Regions from separate parts of the Homo sapiens genome. Here region 2 is linked to region 1. Evidence: read pairs that join two places in POLR2A ChIA-PET (ENCODE). Cell type or tissue: GM12878. All regions are shown on one strand.

Region 1 (8,000 bases):
AAGCTGAGGCAGACAGAAGGGACCTGACCTCAGCTGGCAGCGGCTAAGACAAAATGAACATCTGGGTCCCAAACAGCCCCATCCAATCCCCTCCACTAGAGCAACTCAGGGCCATGGGGAGGAAGAGAGAAGGGGAATGAGCCCAGCCAGCTCTAGGCTGTGATCAATCACTCCCCTTTCCCAAACCTCAGCTTACCTATCTGTGCAGTGGGGACAGTCCCTATGCCAGCTCCTAATGCAGGGTGGAAATCTGGGACCCCATCCCCCCTGGTCCAGTCCTGGACCTAGCCATCCGCCGGCCTCTCCTCTTCCCAGGGCCAACCAACTTTCCATTGCTGATGGATTTAGCCAAGAATTTGACATCCACTGAGAGCTGGGGCAGGCAGAGAGGATAGTGAGTCCAGCTGTGGGCCTTGGGCGAGTTCCCCTCTCTGAGTAGTAACGGTTCATTCCTGTCCTAGAGGGAGGTGTGTGGTTTGAGTAGCAAAACACACAATAAAGGGAAGTGTGGTGATCATTATTGCCGTGAGAAGGCCCTGGGCCACATGGAGCTGGAAGGGGGGTGTATAGATGTACAGACAGAGGTGAGAAGGAAAGGTGCTAGGCGCTATAGGAAGGGGTCTGTCCCCAGGGGCCAGGCATGGGACATGTGGCAACACCATCGTGGTCTCAGACAGAACCAGGCAGGGCCTCACACCTGGGCTGGCTCCCTGGCTCTCTTCCCACAGGAATATAGGAGCTCAGAGAGAGGCTGCCTCCTTCCCTGGGCGACCCAGCAAACCAGGCACTGCACTAAGAGATATGGGCCTGGAGAGCCTCTGGGTGTCCAGAGGAAAAGGGGACTATTTGTTCCCCAGTAGGAAAATTGATATGTAAATAAGCAGCCACTGGCCTGACCCAAGCCTCCTGGGAGGCCGCCCTCAGGTCGCCTGGGCCCCATCCCCTGGTCTCCTGTTTGCCGATCATGTGTGATCCTGAGAACACAGGAGACAGAGTATCTCTTTCTACAGATCTGGAAATTGAGGCTCAGGGGGGTTAGTAACGTGCCCAGGGAGGGTCACAAGTTGGAACTGGCAGAGTCTGATTAAATCAGCTGATTCTGTCCCTGTGCCCAGTCCTTGGCCCATTATCCGCCGAGGACACCCCCTACCTAGAGCTACCTATAGTTCAGGCCTTAGGCCAAGGCCCAACCCGGCGCCCTACTCAAGCGGGTTGGGGTAGGTGGAGGCAGAACATAGCCTGAGCCCACTGCAGGGAAGATGAGGGACTGGCATTTCCTGAGTACCATGAACCCCCAGGCACCAGTGCTAGATGTTTTGCACTTTATCTCCTAAAAGTATCAGAAGCTATCAACGAGGAAAGTAGCTTCCTTACTTTTCGACGAAGGAAACCAGGGTTCAGAGAAGATAAGTGACTTGCTGAAAGTCACAAGCCTGAGAGTTACAGGTCTGAGGCTAACCTTTCCCTAGCATGCATAGACTCAGCTGCATGCCCTGCCAGACCCTGCAGGGGCTTGGACCCACACCAGCCACAGGCCCTGCTCTCATGCCTCACTGGGGAGTTAACCAACCCGGTCAGCCAGTTCACCCACTGCACAGAACCCGAGAGAGTTGAGTCGGCTTGGCCAGAGGAGCAAGTCTTCCCTGAGGGAAGAAGGTGGCTGGAGCCAGGTGTAGAAGAATGAGGAAGACAGGAGGAAGTGATGGCATTCAGGTGAAACTGCAGGGCCCAGGCACCCATGTGTGAGAGTCTGGAAAATTCTGCATGATACATTTTAGAGGACAAGCACAGTTCCCAGGAGAAGCAAGCAGCCGAGCTGGGAGGAAAACCTGGGCTGAACCCCTCCTTCCCCACAGCACCAAGGACCTCACGTGCAAGGCCTGGGCAGGAGTCAGAAACAGAGACAGCCTGGACTACCCTATCTTGCCTCCCCATGGGTTCTTGGCCAACAGCGAAGATCCCAGGCCAGCCCTTCCTGGGATCCTGGGCCCCTTGTACCCAGGACCCACCAGCCCAGCTAAGAGCTCTGGGATCCTTCATCCTAAGGCTGAGAATAGAGAGAAAGAGTTCTCCCGTCTTAGGGGCTGGGCTCAAGATGGGCAGCAAAGACAACCCAGGTTCCAGTCTTAGCTCTTGTACCATCCCTCAACTGCCCACGGGATCCTGGGCAACTCCCTGCCCTGTCATCCTCATCCTCTGTGAAAATGGGCTTAGTAATAATGCCCGCCCTATTTCACAGGGTGCTGGAAGGCTTGAGGGACGGAGAATAAGTACATGAGAAAATGTCCACTGCCAAGAGCTGTAAAGCATAAGGGATCATTATGAGAAAGGAGGACTCAGATGTCCCAAACTGGGCAGTGACTTGCCCCCAGGCCACACAGCCAGGCAGCAGCAGAGCAGGATTTGAAAGGGGTCTCCCGGTGACCAGCCAGTGCCCTCCCACTGCAAGACCCTGAATCCCAAGAGAGCTTTGACCCTTGGGCTGACCGTCTCTGCGTGGATGGCGGGTGGGGCAGAGGCTGCTTACTCCACATCCCGGCTCCCTCCAGAACAGGACCTGCTGCCATCCCAGACCAGACCCCAGCCTTGAGTTTGAAATCAAAAGCCCAGCTCTGCCCCTTTCAGTTCTGTGAACTTGGGTAAGTTGTTTTACCTCCTGGACCCTCAGTTTCCTCATCTGTACAATGGGACCTGATGTTAACCCCTACCTGGGGTGGCTGACCTGACATTATGGCTGCAAAGTGTCCAGGACAGGGCCTGGTACACATTAGATGCTCAACAACTGAGGCTTTTCTCTTTTCCCTCTGTTGTGCCTGCCAGACGAAGCCCAGGCTTGACAGGAGAAAGTTCCTGGCTTCCTAGAAAACCTGCCCAGAACAATAACTGGGAACATAAACTGCTGGAGAACACTAGACCTTGGAAGAAGATCACGTTACTGAAGTGTCAGTCAGGGGATAAGAAGTGGAGCAAGATCCTAGCGCAGAGATGGTGTGGAGGAATCTGCCTCCCCAGGCCTCTCACTTGGGGCCGGTGCAGTGTTCAGGGAAGGCATCTCTGCTTCCGCACCAGACCTGCACTGGAGAAGTCAAGGTGGGGAACGTGACAGCGCCAGGGTTCCAGTACTAGCCCTCCTACTTTCAACATCCTTAGACACAGCATGTCACTTGTCAGAGACTCAATTTTCTTTTCCGTAAAACGGGGATGCTGATAATCCTCTTGTCCTCCTGCACAGAAAGTTCCCAATATATACAAAGGACACATGGGAGAAGGGGTGGTGAGGTGGGGGTAGGAGGGGAAGGTGAGTTCAGGCCTCACAAGATGAGCCTTTATTAAACAGGACAAGGTTCCTACTGTCAGCAACACCAGGAGCTGAAACTCACCACAGAACCCCACCCTGCCCCATCCCACTACTTTACTGGTACCCAAAGTGTGGTCCAGGGCCAGCAGATGCAGCGTCCCCTGGGAACGTGTTAGCAATGCACATTCTCAGGCAGTACCCCAGACCCACAGAATCAGAAACCTGGGGGTGGGGCCAAGCAATCTGTGCTTTCATAAGCCATCCAAGGGACTGATGCATGTCAGAGTTTGAGAACCACTGCAACACCCACCACCTACTCTGGAGAAACTTTCCCCCACTGACTCATCTTCCCACCTCCTCCTTTCCAGGAGACTGTTGGGGAGGAAGGAGTCACTGTGGGGAGAGGTCATTAAATAGTAAAGAGAGCCCATGATTAGTTAATGACACCACAGGCTCCCAGAGAGGAGAGGGTCAAAATCAGACTGTAATTGAAGAGAAAACACTCCCCTATATCTATCTGCCTTTCTCCATCTCCTTCTCTTTCACAGATACACATACCCTAAAAGCCTGCTCCTCCTCCTCCTGTGGGTAGGCCAACTAGCACCAGGGACAGACAGAACGCTCCCCCACCAGTAGGGCTGAAGCGAAACTGGGAGACTGGTTATGGTGGGAGATTCTGGTCCTCTGACCTTGAGTTTAAAAACCATCTGAGCTGGAAAGCCACTTCTAGAAATTCATTCCATGGAGCTCATTAGAGTTGAGTACAAAATATACATAGGGACAAGGCGATCATTATAGCAATGTGGATACTAATGAAAAATTCAAAGGGCCTAAATGTGCAATGGCTGGGGAATGCTTAACCAGGTCACAGAAGATTCCTATGGTGCAATACTACAGAGCTGGGAAACTTGCTGGAGAAGAATGCTCAATCACATGGGAAAACCCTCCCTATACAGCACTCAGTCAAAAGTGGCAGTGCAGGAAGTGGTTTGTGTGGTACAATCCCAATCTTGTATGTGTGTGTCTTTAAGGCCAAAACACCAAACTGCTCACGGCAGTTATCTCTGAGCAGTTATTTCCTCCTGCAGGTCTGTTCTTTACCGCCTGAATTTTTCCACACACACAAAAAAAACCCTCTTTCTTCAATAATCAGAAAGTTTGGGGGGTTTTTTGGGGTAGCCATTTGGTTTAGATAAAGTTTTTAAAAGAAAAATCTCCTTCCTATGTCAGAATCGCTGGCCTGGGGTCTTCTGCTACAAGATTTGGTCCCACCAGGGTGTTTCCACATTGTGTGTAATTCCAACAAGCAAGATCAGGATCAAAATGGGGAAGCCAAGGGTGGGTGGGTTTGCTCAGATTCTATCCCCTATTTTCTAAGAGTCAGTTCTTTCCAGAAATAAAAAATCATGAGCTTTCCAAGCCTTGAGGTGTGCGAGCAAAGGCTGGATGTGGTCCATGGGATCAGACTGGGCAGGTAGGTTGACTGGATGGACCACAGAGCTTCTCACAACACCAAGATCCTGTGACTCTAGACGTAAGCCCTCAACTTTGCCCTCAACTCTATGCCAAGAGCACCCAGCTCAAGGCTGGGTTCAGATAGTCTGGGGACCAAGACTACAGAGAATCTAAGTCTTCTGCTGACCCCCCAGCAGAGCTTCAAGCAACCCCGGAAAGCTCCCTCACTCCAGATCAGGGACCTCAGCCTTCGGACAGGAAGACTCCCTATCATTTCCCCAGAAGTAATGACAGGAGCAGCCTTTGCTCATCATCACCACCCTTAACCTCTGGCTTCATTGAGGGTGCACTCTTCCCTGGGCCTGCCACGAAGCATTTTACCAGCATTATCTCATTTAATCCTCATAAAAACCAAGACTCTGAGAGGCCAAGAAACTTGCCCAGAGGTGAACAGACACTGTGCCCATAGCTAGGCCTGGCTGACATCAATGCCTGAGAAGCTAGAACCCCAAGCTGTAGGCACAGCCCCAGTGTTTCCCTGACTGCAACTTGCAGGGATGGTTAGGGATTCCTGATAGGCACACATTTTGAGAACCACAGTGCCATGCCATACCGTCTCCTGGCAAACAAGGAGACTTGCTCAACCATGCCAGGAGAGGGTGTGGGGCAGAGAAAGCAGATAAGAGGGGCTTTCGGATGGAAAATAAGTGACTAGTTCAGAGTAGAGGACACATCCTCCCTGCCTCAGTTACTCCACTGCTGTGTGTTCAGAAAGGCCAGGGGTCAGGGAGGTGGGCTATCTACATGTCCAAAGGTGACTCAAGGCCTAGACACCCACTTGCTCCATGACCTCAGATAAATCAAACCTCCCCTGCCAAGTTTCTATTTCCTCTATATACGATGATGTCTCATAGGTCCCACTGCAAAAGCATTCTTATATTCCACCTTTTAAGACAGTGAGTGGGAGGTGGTTTTCCAACTGTACTAGTATAATTTACCAATTGTTATTATCAGCAACAACAAACATTTATTGAGTGCTTACGTCATACCAGGTATCATTCAAAACGGTTTATGTGTACACGTGGGAACACATACTCCCCTCTCCGTTTGTTTCCCAGTGGAGGGACCTCTGCCAGGGAAACACCTCAGGCCTCGCTCTGCGCTCCCCTACCAAATCCCCGCTTCACGCCACGCCCTGGGAGGCTTATGATTGGTTCGTCTTAGAGACACATAGGGCAGACTCAGTGGGGCCCCGCCCCTCGCAGAGCCAAATTGCCCGCAGGGAGAGTTCTGTCTGGGCTGTTCTCTGCTCCTGCTACCTGGTCCTGCAGGAGGCTGCCTCCTGTCCAGCACGTCCTGTGGCGGGACGGGTAACTCTGCCAGGTCCAGGACAGGCCAGTCAGCAAGCCCTCTGGACCCCAGATGTAAAGCCACCTTCTTCCACCGGCTTCCATTTAGAGCTCCATATTCAATATGTGTTTAGCTCATTTAACCCTCACAGCAGCCCATCCCTATTTCACAGATGAGGAAACTGAGGCTCAGAATGGTCATTAAGGAACTTGATCTCAACTACTGTTCAAAAGCTTTCTACACACCACCCAACGCTCAGGGTGTGCCCACCGCATGGGAAGGCGGATTACACTCCTATTCATATCTAACTCTTGTCTCCCAGCCTGGGCGGCTGCGGACAATGGACGCTCCTACCATAGGCACTCCCTCCAAGTCTTCTGAGGCTTGTCAAATTGATATTCACTTCAAACCAACATCCCATCCCTCCTTCGAAAAAAATATGATTTATTCACAAAAAGAACTTCAATATGATCCCAAGTTCATATAATACATTTTTGTTCAAATATGTGTGGTATGTTTTTTATAGCTTCATTGTATGAATGGGTTTTTTCTTGAGCATAAAAAAATATGGGCTCACTGTAGATTTGGAAAATAGGGGAAAGTAAAAAGATAATAAAGGTCTGTAATCTAATCTATATAATTGTATTTCGTAACGGGTACGTTACATGTAGTTGCCTGTATTTTGGCCTGATAGAGTAGAGTTGTAGGGGAGCAGCTCTGCCATTCAGTCTCTGCAATGCTTTAGGGCAGCAGCTGGGACCTGCCCACACTACAGCCTTCCTTCCTTCCTAGGCTGCAGGAGAATAAGCCAGGCCCCCAGGAGTCCTTCCCCTGAATAAAACCCTGCAGCCGTCCACTGTGGCATCACATGTGCCTCACTTACAAAAGCCAAGTGCAGCAAATGCAAGATAATATAGTTTTGTAGCCCAAGAAGGGCTATAACTTACCCAAGATAACACAGCAAGTAAAAGATGAGCTGGGAACGGAGCCCAGGTCCCCTGATCTCCAGACTCAAGCTCTTCAAAGACTTACATCCTGCTTCCTATTAACAGCACTACCAAAAACACCGAGCACAGTAGATCATGCCTGTAATCCCTTTGGGAGGCCAAGGCTGGAGGATCACTTGAGGCCAGGAGTTTGAGAGCAGCCTGATCAATATGGTGAAATCCTATCTCTACTAAAAATACAAAAATTAGCCTGGTGTGGTGGTGCATGCCTGAAATTCCAGCTACTCAGGAGGCTGAGACACGAGAATCACTTGAACCCGGGAGGTGGAGGTTGCAGTGAGCCAAGATTGCACCACTGCACTCCAGCCTCAGCAATACAGTGAGACTCTGTCTCAAAAAAAAATAAAAATAAAAATAAAACACTACCAAAAGCAGCAGGAACATATATAGCACTAACTATGTGCCAGGCGCTGTCTTAAATGCTTCATATGCATTAGCTCATATATCATTCTCAAACAACCCTATGAGATGAGTACTATTATTGTCTCCATTTTATAGATGCTGAAACTGATGCACAGAGCGGTAAGACACAAAGTCACGCCTAGCTGGTAAGTAGCAGAGGCGGGAATCATCCTTAGGCAATTTGATTCCAGAGTCTGTGATCTTGCCCAGGCTTTCTTCCCCACTCCCCCAGGCCCAAGCCCAGCTGGGACTCAGGAAGGCTTCTGGAACACTTGCTGCCTAAAAGGAAGAAAACCTGCCTAGAAGTCACCTCTCTGGCCAAGGTCATGCTGTAGCTCCATGGCAGAGCCAGGATTTGAACCCGGGCTTCCTAATGCCCAACTACCAGGGCATTGTTCACTTCTCCACATTGACACTGAGAGCCAAGGCCCAGAACTCTGAACAACTCCCACACCAGATCACCCTTCCACACAGCAGGGAAAGTCAAG
Region 2 (8,000 bases), 330 kb before region 1:
GACCTAGGTCCCCTCCACCTTTTTGAGAGGGGCTGACCCACCCCAGGGCCTGTGTAAAATGTCTCTCCTAAGAAGGTGGGCTCTTCAGAGTGGGGTGGGCACTGCTGGGGGCCCCCTTCCATGAAAGCCTGGCTGGCAGGTACCCCTGCCTCTAGCGCCGGCCCCTGTGCTCGCCCCAGGGACTCAGCCCAGTGTGACTATTTCAAAGCAGCAGCCAGTTCTGCCCACCCAGCAGAGGCCTGGGAAGACCCAGGAATACTTACAAATATGAAGAAATTGAATACAAACATCAGATACTTCATGCAGCTCAGACAGTCGCCTTCCATGGTGCTCCACCTAGAAATACAAGGCCACCTCAGTCTTCCCGATGGGGGACCCCACCCAGGAAGAACCCCAGCCCCTCCCCAGGGGTTCCCCGCAGCCAGCCCCACCCTTGCAAAGGCTGGAAGAAGATGGAGGCCGATGATAGAGATGAGCATGCTGGAGCCAGCCTGCCTGGGTTTCAGCCTTGGCTCTAGCTTTCATTCGCTATGTGACCTTGGGCAAATTACTCTACCTCTCTGAGTCTTGCTCTCTCTGACTTTAAAGCGGAGATTAGGAACAGAACCTTCCTCCTAGCAGTGTTGTGAAGATGAACTGAAATCCCACAGTAACATGCTTAGCACATCGTCGGGCACGTGGTAAGTGCTCAGCAGTCCCGCTTCACGTTGTTGCTCTACTGCAGGTGTGAGCTGGCCATTTCATAGATGAGAAAACCAAGGCCCAGAGCCTGGACCAGAAGCCAGGCCTGACAAACTTCCCACCAACCCACACACCCTCCAGCCACAGAACAGACCAGGGCGGTTGCTTGGTGCCAGCGAGATGGGGTGTTGCAGGGAAAAGGAGAGCAGCCTACCTGGGGATCTAAAACCTGCTTCTGGGGCCAAAGCCTCCCTGAGCCTTGGCTACCTCTACTCTGAGACCTCTAGCATCCCACCTCCCTGGGAGCCCTTCCTGTCTTCACCTAAAAGTATACCCATGGCAGCAAGTCATTGAACACAATTCCATTCAGCCAACATTGATTGAGCATCCGCTGCTTGCCAGGCACAGCCGGGGCTGCACTGAGATGCAAATGTCCCCCATCCCCCAGGGGAAACTGACAGCATCTGCTCTCATGAGTCAGACCTCAAGGTGCACAAGACATGTTTACATTCCATATTCGTTATTTTCACATTTTCTTCATAACGGCTCTGAGGAGAGACTCAGGGCAGGGATTAGAGATCCATGAGACAGGTGGGGAAACCGAGACTCAGAATGAAAACGACATGTCCGATGTCCCACAGCTAGTAAGGGGAAGGGCCAGAACTCAAGCCAGTCCTGAGCTGCCGGCACTGCAGGTGCTTCCAGCAGGGGGTTTGTACCTCCATGACAGGACTCAGTGCAAAGGGTTCTGGGAATATGTGTTGGGGTGTGGATGGATGTAGGGGAGATGGTGTCTGATTACTTTCTGCAGCTCCCGCTTCCTCCCACAGGACATGGCTGTACTCTATCTTCTTCTTCCACAAAATAAGGTTGCTAAGTCTGACTCAAAGGGTTTCTGGGAGGCTTATTATTAATATTAATAATAGTAAAATGTGTATCAAAGCATCACATTGGACTCCATAAACATATACAATTATTATTCATCAATTTAAAATGAAGTCAGGAAAACAGTAATAATCGTAGCCACTGTTTGGGGATCCAGCACTGTGCCCAGGGTTTTGCGCATATTATCTCGTTTAATCCTTGTAACCACCAAGGAGGTATGTACTCTGATGACCACACATCCTTCCATCAGCCCAGCCCTCAGAAGGGTTAAGGGATTTGTCCAAGGCCACACAGCTTGTAGGAAGCACTGACAAGGCCCATGGCACATAATAGGCCTCAGCAACTCTGTCCCCTCCTCGCCCTCGCCCAAAACCACAATCCAACACTCTCCTCAGCAGCCAGACCAGCACCCTCGTATCATAAGGAACAGATGGAGCAGAGCGGTGCCTGCCTCTCACCTGCTGGGCCACTCCACCCCTCTCCTAATCAGTGATGACAGCACCACTCCAGGCTGCATTTTGGTCTGAGCTAGAGGTGTTTTTGTTTGTTTGTTTGTTTGTTTTTAAGTGCATTTGAATCCATGGAGAGAGGAGCACAGACAGAGCCAGCTGGTGGGGAGTCGACACAGGAAAGGTTCCTGGTCTCAGGGGTGGTGCCTTGCGTCCCTCCTCTCGTTGTTTCTGCCAAGGTGCCAGATGTCTGTCCACCAGCTGAGCTTGGCCAGGCAGACATGGCTAAGGTGCCTGGAGCCCAAGAGGAAGGTCTGACAGGCACATCGGCTTTGGATTTGGCACTGGCCCTGGGGCCGGAGGGCTTTCCTCCCTAAAGGGACACCTCCTCCTTGCTGCTCTACTGGTCCCTATTGCAACTTGGAAAAATGCTGAGCAGGGGAGGCACAGGCGGGGCCACTCAGCATCAAAGTCAGGAGGGGAAGACACTCAGAGCCCACCTGGGACATCCTCCTTCTTCTCTTACTAGGAAGGGGAAACTGAGGCACCAAGTTACCTGGTGAGGAATGCAAGGGAAAAAATCATGGGGTGAACCTGACCCAGGGACTCCAGGCTCCAAGCCTTTGTCCTTCCAACAGTGCCCCAAGGGTTTCTCTTAAATTGTGTTGGGGTAATGGGAAATCAGGGTTTTCCTGAGATCATCCACCCAAGTCTCCACCCCTACAAATAATACTATTTATTGAGCATTTACTATGTGCCAGCTCCGTCCTGATACTTTACATTTACTAACTCATAACAACCCATGAGATTAATACTCTTATTATCCTTATTTTCCAGAGGTGGAAACTGAGTCAGACAGAGGCGAGGTGACTTGTCTGAGGTCACAGCTAGTGAGTGGTGAAGCCAAGATTGGAACCCAGGCAATCCAGCTTGGAAGGACAAAGGATGGTGTGTGTGTGATGGGGTGGGGGGCGGATTTGTCTTTACTTCAGTGAGCATGGCCTGAATTCAAGACATGCCATCTGCCTTTGGAGGTAAAATCGGATGACATCATCCTCTCTATCACAGGGGTCTCTGAAACATCTCCAGCCTCAGCCCTGCTCCTGGCCTTCTCTCTCATCCAGACATGGCTGCAGCCTCTGGGCTGGGACTGGCCTCCCTACCTCCCCTTCAATCCAGTGCTTCCCTGCTGCCAGAAGGAGCTTTCCAGAAAGCACATGTCACCACAGCCCTCTCTTGCTGGAACCCAACCTCTACAGGAGACCAAGCTGCCTCCTACAGACCACAGGACCTCCAAGACTCACCATCGCCACCTCTTGTTATTCCTGCCCTGACTTTCCTATCACCACCATCAAAGGAGAGTCCCCCAGAGGTATGTCCCTGACGCTTACTTGGTGCCTCTGCTCATGCTGATCCCTTCTGTTTGGATTGCCTTTCCAACTATGCCAGTCCCACTTAATTCCTATTCATCCTTTAAGACTCGTCACAGGCATCACCTCCGCCAGGAAGCCTTCCCTGATTCCCCCCTCCTGCCCCCATCAAGCCAAGCTCAGTGCCTTCCCCTAGTATAATATCCCACGGCTTCTGCTGACATCTACCACTGCCCCCACCAAAATATATACCATAACATCATCAGCCAGCGTTCCTGGTGAATCCCAGAGGAGCAGAGTCGTGGCTGTGCCCTCCTGGGACACAGTAGGGTTGCACTTGGTTTGGACTGAGTAAAACCCTCCACATAGGGAGTGTTAATTCAGCAGTGTGAAGGAAGCCTGGTGCTGGGCTAAGGCATGCTTCCAGTCATTCGTATCCTCCTCGCCTCCAACAGCTAGAAAGTGGAGCAACAAGGATTCAAACCCACAGTCGTGTTCTCCTGTGCTCCGTTTCCTCTCTCTGTTGTACCCTCTCCTGGGTGAGGACAGCCCAGGACAGGCCCCCCTAATGCCCCGCTTGCTCACCCTTCTCTCCTCAGGTCTTCCTGAGGCCTGAAAGCCTAGAGCTGCCTGCTTTGGTGCCTGCCTGGGATGGGAGGCACCAGGACAACCTATCCCTTCCTTTTCTCCAGGCCCTGCCCTCCCAGAGGGCAGTGGGCAGGGCTGAGATTCAGTGGGGACCCATAGGGATGGCTGTCCTGCTGTCTGGCCAGCATCTCTTCTGGTTGGTTCATGCCAGTGCATACTGGCTGTTAAGCATCTCAACCATCATCACTGACTGTGGGGCCTTTGGCTCTTCCTTCGTCACCAAGCCCAGGCTCTCTTCCTACAGAACGGTCCCCCAGGATACCATTTCCAGGCCAGCTTGCCAGCTACATCCCTCACATCATCCCTGACTTTCTAGAAGGAACATCTAACCTGCATCCAACCAGCATGGTCCTAAGCATGGGCTCTGAAGTCAGACACAACTGGGTTCGAATCCCAGCCCATCACCTTTTCTACCTCTGTGTCTTTGGGCAAGTGACTTAGCCTCTTGGAACTTCAGTTTCTTCACCTATAAAAACATCCAGTGTAAAGGGCTCCCCGCTGTACCTGCACAGAGCAGGATGGACAGCTCTTATCACGTCTACACCTAACTCTGCCTTCATAGGTTACTCATAGGCCTGCTGTTCCCTGTTAGACCATAAACCCAGGACAATGCCTTGCACCCCGGAGCTTTCTATTCTGACCCATCTCTCCTTTCAGCTCTTGGCTGACTTCAGCTCCGTGCATCTTCAGTCACCCTGTGCCCTTTGGAAAGGGAAAAGAGGATAGGAAAGAACATTTATTGAGCACTGACTCATGGCCAGTCACATGCCAACTCCGCAGAACTGACTGCCTTTAATCTCTCAACAAGCCCCTAAAGCAGGACGTACTATGCCCATTTTACAGAAGAGGACACTGAAGCTCAGAGGGGTCAAGTAACCTGGCCAGTATCACACAGCTTGTATGCACAGACTGGGCTTCAAAAACACCACTCACCCAACTCCACATCCTGTGCTCTACCTGATCCAGGAGCAGATGTTCAAGCAGAGAGTTGGGCACAAGGAGCACTGGCCTAGGAGTCTGGAGCCCAGGCTTCTGCTCTGTAAGTCACTGTTGTGTGACCTTGGGCAAATCACTTTCTGTCTCTGGCCTCAGTGCCTTCTTGTGTCAAATGGCAGAGCAGGAATCTGATGGCCTGACTGTTTCCTCTGCCAGGCCCTGACTTGGATGAATGGGCCTTTGGAGGCAGAGCAGCCACAACAGCGAGAGGCTGAGTAGTCCTGTGCAGGAGGCCAGGCTCTGCCATCCCTCCCTCTGCCCACCCAGGCAGAGCTTCTCTCCAGGGTAGGATCCAGCTTCAGCCGGCTCTGGCTCTTTAGCAATTAAGGGGTGTAATAAATATGGCAGCTCATAAACGGACTACCTGTATTTATTGTGTACCACATTCATTGCAGATTACATCTCATGGCCCGGGCTTGCGGAGTGCTGGGCTCCCAGACAAATGCAATCAAAGGAGACATGTCTCCTGGGAAGAGCCTCCCACAACCTCAAAGGTGAGTCAGGTAGGAAAATAGATGATGTGAGCCTGGGGGCCGGTGAAGAATATGGAGGCCCGGGTTCCAGTTTCAGAGCAGGGTGGATGAGTAAAAAGAGGGCTTTGGTGCCCAACAGGGGATTGTGTCCCAGCTCTGCCAAGCTTAGCTGGTGGGGCAAGTTACTAAACTGCATACAACTGAATTCCTTCTCTGTAAAGTCAGGATAAAAACAATGCCTTCCTCGGCCGGGCGCGGTGGCTCACGCTTGTAATCCCAGCACTTTGGGAGGCTGAGGCGGGCAGATCACCTGAGGTCAGGAGTTTGAGACCAACTTGGCCAACATGGCAAAACCCTGTCTCTACTAAAAATAACAAAAATTAGCTGGGGGTGGTGGCAGGAACCTGTAATCCCAGCAACTCGGGAGGCTGAGGCAGGAGAATTGCTTGAACCCAGGAGGAAGAGGTGGCAGTGAGCCGAGATCATGCCATTGCACTCAGCCTGGGCAACAAGAGTGAAATTCCATCTCAAAAAAAAAAAAAAAAAAAAAAAAAAAAAAAGCCTTCCTCAAGTTGTATGGAAAATACTGAGCACAGGGCTTGGCACATGGTAGCTAATAATAGTAACCACTGGCATACACTGAGTTCTTACTATGTGCCAGGGAACACACACAATTTCATTGAATCCTTGTAAAGCTCTGGGAAGTAGGTAATGTCATTCTATTTTTCAGAGGAGGGAACTGAGGCTCGGAGAGGTGGAATCACTTGTCTAAGGTCACACAGTACAGAAGTGCCTGAGCCAGAATTTGAACCCACGCCTGTCTTAATCTGGGGCCACAACTCCTAATCAGCATTCTCAATGAATGAGAATTCCCTTGCCCCATTCATCCATCCTCCTCCAAAGTGCAGACCTGTCTTCACACCACCTATGCCATTTGATCTCCCATTATTCTCCAGCAGGGACAGCCTCCCAGGCCATCACCCACCGCCAGGCTGAAGCCTAGAGACCAGGGCTTGCCTGCTCCATCCCCTATAGAGGCCTACTGAATGTGGGGACACACCTCCACAGCCAATTGGTCAGACTAGAGTGACAGACACATGGGACCTCCAATCCCTGCCTGGCTGTTAGCTCCACCCATCCATGGATGACTTCTAGAAGTTAACTTCACGGCACAGTTTCCTAACTTACTTCTAAAGGGAGGGAAACCATGGAGAATCTCTGGAGGGTGGGGCGAGAAGAAAATTGAGACTATGAGGTCCAAGAGCTTTGTTATTGCTCAAAAAAGCGGCACTTAGAAAGGAGATGGTGGGCCTGTCTGCTGTGGGACATGATGCCCTCCCTGGGGCCAGTGGTGGGAGGCCCATCAAAGTCTCCCAATTTCCCTGAGCTAAAGGGTCCCTGAAGGGAGAGTAGCAGTGTGGGTGGGGCCTGTAGGGTCAGGTGGGACCCGGCCTATCACTTTCTTGCCTCATGACTATGGGTGAACTACATAACCTTTCCAGGCCTTTGCTTTCATGCCTGCAAAATGGGGACAGGAATGCTGACTTCCTCTAGAAATTGTGCTGAGCATGAAATGGTATCATAGAGGTACAGTCCCTCATACAGCACTTGACACATGGTGGCTCCATCCTGGCTCTGGGCTCTGTTCCTCCCTCCTGCCCCGCCACAAGGTGGCTCCTCCCAGCTGCTCTCCTAGACACCAGGCACATCAGCTTCAGCCTCAGGAGAGGGGAGGACTCTGGGGTGGAGGATTTTGAAGCAGGGAGAGTGACTGTGTTCAATGGTGCTCAAACTGGGTTCCTGAGACTAGCAACATCCTAAAGTTATTTTCAATATTTCAAATAACATCTCAGACATCAACCTCTCACCATGGGCTGACTCAAGGGGCAAGTGTCTTGGGTTTTGGAGCAATTAGACTACCCCCAGGTGGGGACCTTGTTTATTGGGTTGTTCAGAATATCTGGCCACCATGTCTGTATGACTTTGCAGAACAAAAACGAACATGCTATTTGGTGCATAAAATTCTTTAAATCCTGGGGCTCAGAGGGATGAAATGCAGGAGTCAGCATCAGAGGCAAGCTTGACTTAGTGGGAATTCCACTCCCTGTTTGTACCCGGAAAGCACTGGAGAGCAGTTTAGGTGCTGTGGTCTCCCTGTCCTTCCATGTGACGTCTGCCTCAGGATCTGCTCTGTGGATCCTGTGGTCTGAAGGTTCATGTGCCTGTCACAGCAACCCTCATCTGGCCATGGGAAGGTCCTGTGCTTACAGATGGGTGTCTAATACAACATGACCCTCAGATGCAGCCAACTGTTTCGTGTAAAACAAAACCAGGTGTTTAAGGATGCTATGGTTTGAATGTGACACACATTCAAAAGTCATATTGAAACTTAATACCAGATGTAACATAATGAAGAGGTGGGGCCTTTAAGAGGTGATCGGATCTCAAGGGTTCTGCCCTCATGACTGGATCAATCCACTCATGGATTAATGGGTTAT

Evidence for each region. ChIA-PET counts read pairs that join two places held together with the same protein. Peaks named below come from ENCODE experiments on the same cell type or tissue, not always from the same donor. Only the 100,000 strongest peaks of a DNase experiment are listed, where the experiment ranks them.
Region 2: POLR2A ChIA-PET joins it to region 1 with 7 read pairs; 3 of 35 experiments call an interaction of 5 or more read pairs at or near these places.

The regions. Positions count from the first base shown.
Region 1 is chr11:44,571,037-44,579,036 of GRCh38, reverse strand. All of the region lies in intron 1 of CD82 (CD82 molecule), which reads right to left. Among named protein-coding and RNA genes, the nearest start is that of CD82, 9.4 kb to the right of the region's middle. RefSeq lists an enhancer at 1,596-1,645. In GM12878, no CTCF peak of the experiment used is centred here; DNase peaks (open chromatin) are centred at 3,624 and 4,276; H3K4me3 peaks cover 3,715 bases; H3K27ac peaks cover 6,746 bases.
Region 2 is chr11:44,898,743-44,906,742 of GRCh38, reverse strand. TSPAN18 (tetraspanin 18) reads right to left here. Exons shown (of 10, transcript NM_130783.5): 4 at 264-336. The coding sequence starts at 326. It overlaps LOC124902664 (a long non-coding RNA gene), which reads left to right and starts at 2,904. Exons shown (of 3, transcript XR_007062659.1): 1 at 2,904-2,963; 2 at 3,084-3,387; 3 at 5,425-5,605. In GM12878, no CTCF peak of the experiment used is centred here; a DNase peak (open chromatin) is centred at 6,556; H3K27me3 peaks cover 369 bases.